2 separate regions of the Homo sapiens genome follow, and region 1 is linked to region 2. A link is a loop called in an ENCODE intact Hi-C map of the cell type or tissue named here. Cell type or tissue: ascending aorta. All regions are shown on one strand. Links, peaks and the distances in the headings refer to the core of each region. The heading gives the core; the rest is flanking DNA. Region 1 overlaps LINC02955 (long intergenic non-protein coding RNA 2955). Region 2 overlaps LINC02955 (long intergenic non-protein coding RNA 2955).

The links. A loop is a pair of places that touch in the nucleus more often than their neighbours do. Peaks named below come from ENCODE experiments on the same cell type or tissue, not always from the same donor. Only the 100,000 strongest peaks of a DNase experiment are listed, where the experiment ranks them.
Region 1: it touches region 2 in a loop (2.5-fold over the local background); 5 of 110 quality-filtered maps call a loop at or near these places.

What each region holds. Positions count from the first base shown.
Region 1 is chr12:22,786,130-22,789,049 of GRCh38, reverse strand. The region is part of intron 1 of LINC02955 (long intergenic non-protein coding RNA 2955); the gene reads right to left. Among named protein-coding and RNA genes, the nearest start is that of LINC02955, 88 kb to the right of the region's middle. In ascending aorta, for the core only: no CTCF peak of the experiment used is centred there; DNase peaks (open chromatin) are centred at 860 and 1,349; H3K4me3 peaks cover 809 bases; H3K27ac peaks cover 2,500 bases.
Region 2 is chr12:22,728,253-22,731,172 of GRCh38, reverse strand. All of the region lies in intron 1 of LINC02955 (long intergenic non-protein coding RNA 2955), which reads right to left. Among named protein-coding and RNA genes, the nearest start is that of LINC02955, 30 kb to the right of the region's middle. In ascending aorta, for the core only: no CTCF peak of the experiment used is centred there; a DNase peak (open chromatin) is centred at 1,275; H3K4me3 peaks cover 820 bases; H3K27ac peaks cover 2,317 bases.

The DNA.
Region 1 (2,920 bases), core at 119-2,618, 58 kb before region 2:
TGAACTATTGATACAGATGACATAAATGAATCTCAAAATAATTATGCTGTTAAAGAAATCATAACGACAAAAAAGAGTATACTGTATCATTCCACTTAAAGAAAACTCTGTAAAATGCAAATTAACCTATAGTGGCAGAAAGCAGATCAGTGGTTGCCTAAGGGGGTCAGAGGAAGGAATTACTAAGGGGCACAAGGAAACTTTTGGAAGTAATGGAATGTTCTATGGTGAAGATTTCACAGGTGCATACATATAACTAATCAAATTGCATTCACTAAATAGGTGCAGTTTATTGTATGCCAATCACACCTCAATAATGAAAAAAATTCACAGGGAACAGCTCACTCTCCAAATATTTCCCAAATTCTGATTTTCACCAAAGTTCACTCTGCCTTTGCTTTTGCTGTTCTCTCAGGTTAAGAAGCTCTCTCTCCTTTCCTATACTTATTCCTGTCATCTCACCTGTCTATCAAAAGTCTTCTTGCTCCCCAAAGTCTCAGTCAAGCTCAAGGAAAATGCCATCTCCTTCAAAAAGCTCTTCCCACTATTCTATGTCTACCTGAGTTGCTCCTGTCCTTATAATCTCATCTGGTTATTTCATTTTGTCTTCGTAATACAGATAACTTTTTTTTTTTTTTTTTTTTTTTTGAGACAGGATCTAGCTCTGTTTTCCAGGCTGGAGTGCAGTGGCATGATCTCAGCTCACTGCAAACTCCATCTCACAGGCTCCAGCAATCCTCCAGCCTCAGCCTCCGGAGTAGCTGGGACTACAAGCATGCCACCACACTTGGCTAATTTTTGTATTTTTTGTAGAGAAGGGATCTCCCTGTGTTGCCCAGGATGGCAACTGGGCTCAAGTGGTCCACCCGCCTCAGCCTCTCAAAGTACTGGGATTACAGGCATGAGCCACAGTGCCCGGCCCAGTTAATTTTTACGTACTCATCATCCCCATCACACCAAAAGTTCCTTGAGAGAGAGGCTGTTACTTTTTTGTTGCTAATTCTACCTACGGCCTAGCAGAGCTTTTGGTTATTGAAGTACTCTGTAACTGCTTCAAGGGTGAATAGCTCCACGGAAGGAAGAAACAGAAAATAACATATTCCATTCCCTTAGCTCAAGTTTTCTTCTGAAAGGCAACCTCTATTCTAATACTCCAGTTCGTGCAGATGTGCTGAACAGCACTCATGTGTTATCTACACAAGGAGCTCATTTTAAACACGTCTCCCTGGAGATAACCTCTTAACCCAAAGGAACGATTCTTGTGGTAGACGTTTAAGACATTCTGGCAGGCTGGTGGGGAAAATAGCATTAAGAAAAATAAGACCTTACAAAATGCCCTCGCATGATCCTGAGCTGGAAGTCCGCCCTCAGAACAGTGGTACAGGAAGTGATCGCTCACTAGCTGAGCCAATAGATTTTTTCCAAGTTCCCCAGTGATCCCTAGGGAGTAGCTGTGAGACTTGAAGAATCTGTGTTGCCTCCTGTGTTACCTGAAAATAAGAGATTTCTGTTGTAATTTTTTTTAATAGATGAGAAAACCAAGGGACAAAGGGATCCAGAGGTGACAAAATTTACAGGCAAAACAGATGTTAAGTATTCTAACTCTCCTGAGCCCAGGCCAGAATCTCTTACAGAGTTTTTTAGAAAATGTTTCTTTACTATTTTATTAAACACTGGAAAAATATTTGACATCCTACCAAAGCTTTTGTGGTTTAAAAAGCAGTACTAAGAGTTTGGGGACACAGATTGCTTATTTGGATATAATAGAGAGTACAATCATATTTTCATCAGTGTGTAGTTTAAGAGCTATTTCTTTTTTTTAATAGGCTGATATAACCTAATTCAAAGGAAATAGAATGTGCGTTTAACGTAGTAGCAACTAAACAGGCTTCACAGACTGTGGGAAAGACCTTTGAGGTTGAAGTTAAGAAATGTTAACTTCTCGACCGCTCATAAACCCTGACAGCATAACAGATTATGTACATTTTTTGCTAGATTGTAAAACCCATGAATGTAAGGATCTCTTATTTCCTGATTTAGCCTTATTCATTTATTCATTTATCATATATTCTCTCTGTGTGTTTTATATATGAAAGACTGTTTTGCACCTGGGACATAATGACAACTGAAGTCTCCTTCTCTAACTGAGCTTACATTCTGGTAGGAAAAGATAACCAATCAAATACACATAGCAGAGAGTGACAAACACTCTTCAGAGATTTAAACTAGGGCATTGTAATTGAGAGTTATCAGCTGGCCACTAGTTGGATGATCAGGAAAGCACTGTTTGAAGAAGTAACATCTAAGATAAGAACTGAATGACAAGGAGAAACCGGTCATGCCATGAGCCAAAAGTAATGGCTCTAGACAAAAGTAATGGCCTGCTAAGGCACAGAGGAGACTGGCATGTTCTAGGAAAAGAAATATAGTGTAGCTAGAGCCTAGATGTGGAACAGAGGAGCAAGGGACAATGAGAAAGAAGAGGTACAAAGGAGCCAAGCAAGGAGGGGTTTGTAAGAAAGAATAAGGTGCTCGGATTTTATTCCAAGTGTAACAGGAAGTTAGTGGAGGGTCTGGGCATTAGAGTTGCATGATCTGATTTATCATTTTTAATGATAATTAATGATCCCTCTAGCTACCACCTGGAAAGTGGGCTATTGGGGAGGCAAGAGTAGAGGGAAAGAGATCAGTTAGGATAATATTGCAGTAGTCTAGGAAAGAATGAATAGGGACTACTATTGGACTAGTGTAATAGTAGCAGCAATAAAGAGAAATGGATAAAATCAAGACATGTTTTGTAGGTAGAACTAACTATGCGATTGGAAGGATTCAAGACATGTTTTGTAGGTAGAACTAACTAAGCGATTGGAAGGATTCAAGAATAATGCCTAGAGTTTTAGCCTGACTAACATTTACTATG
Region 2 (2,920 bases), core at 267-2,766:
ACTGGGATGATAAAAGACTGTACAGTAAGGAATTGTACAATGAAGGTAGACTTTGGAATAGTCAAGCAAGAAAGAGTGTGAGCCTGAACTAAGGTAGCATTGGTATAAACAAGAGAAGGCAAAATTAGGAAATAGAACCAACAGAACTTAAATGAATGACCCTGAGGAATAAGGAGAAGAGAGAGGTTGAGGATTTTCTGAGTAGTCTGAGCAGATAGTAAACCAATTAAATATAATAACATTATATGTATTTCAAAAGGAAAATATTCAAACACAATTACGTCCAAAGACTTAAGGAAGCAGTCACGTGCTTGCATTTATTTGTAATAAATCTTTGCATTTAAGAGACAATTTATATTTGACATTTTTAAACAAAGGGTAATTAATAACTATATTCCTATTACTTAAAATCACCTTGAATGTGTAACAGCTACCAATGCTGGGTCATCTTATTGGCAATGATATGCTTTTCCAAACTGGGGGATAACCCTTAAACATGATGTCATGCTCAATAATGTTCTCAACAAAGTGTCAGGTAGTTTCCCTTCAGTTTACACGGCAGCTGCATTCTTAAAAAATTTCATGTATGTTTAGGCGGTACAAGGGCCTATCATGTCCATAGGTAAAATGAAGTTATATTGCAAGCTTAGAAAATTGTAAGTGGCTTTTTTCACCTGCAAGAATGGCTGGGGGGAACATTTGAAGTTGTACAGAACACAGGACATTTCTTTGTGTGAGACTGTCCTATGCTCCACAAGATCCTTAGCATTCCTGCCTTCTCGCATGCTATTGTTAATAGCCAAGCCATTGTGAAACCTAAAATCACTGGGATGATTAAACATCTTCCCAGTGAATTTCCAAAACATTCTTAGGGAATGGTATCACACTGACCCCACTGAAAACTAGAGTGCTTGGGGAAAGTTCCAGAGAAAACACCACAGTTTCCTCTTTTCTTAGCAGCTGGGGAGACCATTTTAGCTCCGGAAAAAAAAAAAAAATCAACTCTTTAAAAAGAACTTTGATCCTGCTAGTTGAGAAATCTTCTTTGGTATGACTCAAACTGTACAAGACACACTGATGGCCAATCAAAAAGGATGAGAAGGAAAAAGACAGTATCACATCCATGCTTTCATTTTTAAAGTTTCATTTCTATCTCTGAGAGCTTGTGTTACCTTAGGCAATTCATGAACCGTAACAGGCATTTCTTCATGCCCTGAGTGTCCAGGGTAGAGCTGGGAGCAAGATATAGAGAATGGCTCTATCCTTTACTTAATGGGTGGGCCTCGCCCGCTGGTTTGTTGGATCCAGTATTGCTCTGGAGCCAGCTTTCACCAGCTTTTGAGAGCCAACCTAAATCTTCAGGAATTTTGTGAGCCAACTGACAATATGTTGGAAGCTTAAAATTGGCCATAGCAATAATATTTAAACCATGGAAATTGGCAAACACTAAAAATCAGGGCTCTCCCCACTCCCCAGAGCCAGTTGTTAAACATTTACCAGTATACTACTGGTTGAAGCACTCCCCCATCCTGTAAGAAAGGGAGAGGTCGTCACCGGGGAGGCATTTTACAAATGCCCATAATCCTCTATGTTCTGTCAGCCTCATAGGCTGCTCATTATACCCTCATGCTTGGTAATAATGCTACAGTAATGTTACTTAGGGACATGCCGATGCTATTTTTCTGAAGCACCTATGCAAGCGTCTCATGGGTGGGCAGTCCCTGTGCTGGGCACTGACAGACAGCCAAAATGGCTCGCCCTAAATAGACACCTCTGGAAAATCCTAACATCCCCATCTGTGAAGGAATGCATTTCATTCCTCCCCTCCTAATCTTCTTACGGTAGCTAATCTTTAGTCAAAGCTTCAGCTTAGACATAAACACTAATTCACTCACTCTTCAATCAATCTGCCACTATGGCAAGACCAAGCTTGGGGAAAAGCCACAGTAGCCTCAAAAGCAACTTGAAACTGACAAATCCCTTAGCTTCAGTTTCTGGGCCAAAAAGAGTTAAGAGTTTGTCAGCTTCAAGTCACTAGAGGCTTTAGAAGTCAGTCAAATCTGCCGACTCAACACATTTTGCTTTAAATAGGAAAGATGCCAACTGAAGCTGAATGGTAAAAGATTTCCAGGGACTGGTAAAACTAAGGAGAAGGGAGGAGAAAAGAATATGTAGTGATAGTAATAATTCCTTTTTCAAACAATGTAACAGTACTTTTACTAGATATTTCTTCTCCTTTTTCCATTATGTCCTCTGCGTTAAGTATTATTTTGGCCATTTTAACAAGTGGCAAAATTAGAATGGTCAGATAAATTTCCCCATGCATTTGGGGAAATTGGAACTGAAATCCTGGTCTGCTGATATCTTCCTCTCAATCGTTCTTACTCTAGATATGTGTTTCCCATTTGGTAACAGGAAGATAACATAACTAAAACATCCCTTGAGCCACATCCGTACTTAGGCTTTTATGCACATGAATCTGTTTAAAAAAATAGTTGAAAATAGTCAGATATCCATTTAGTTCAAGTGAATTCTAGCATTAAAAATATATATAATCTGTGATAACGTCATATGCCATTATCTCCTTGTATGCTTTTTTCTTTTTCCAGCTTTACTGAGGTATAATAAAATAGGCATACTATAAACACAGTAGGTATACAATCTGATGTTTTGATATATGTAAAACCCATAAAATAATTACCACATTTAAGAGAGTCAATACAGTCATCCCTCAGTATCATTGGGGGATTGGTTCCAGAATCTCCCTCAGGTATCAAAGTCCTCAAATGCTCTACTCCCTTATATAAAATGCTGTAGTATTTGTGTATAACCTATGCACATCCTCCCATATACTTTAAATCATCTCTGGATTACTCATAATACCTGATACAATGTAAATACTATATAAATAATTGTTAGG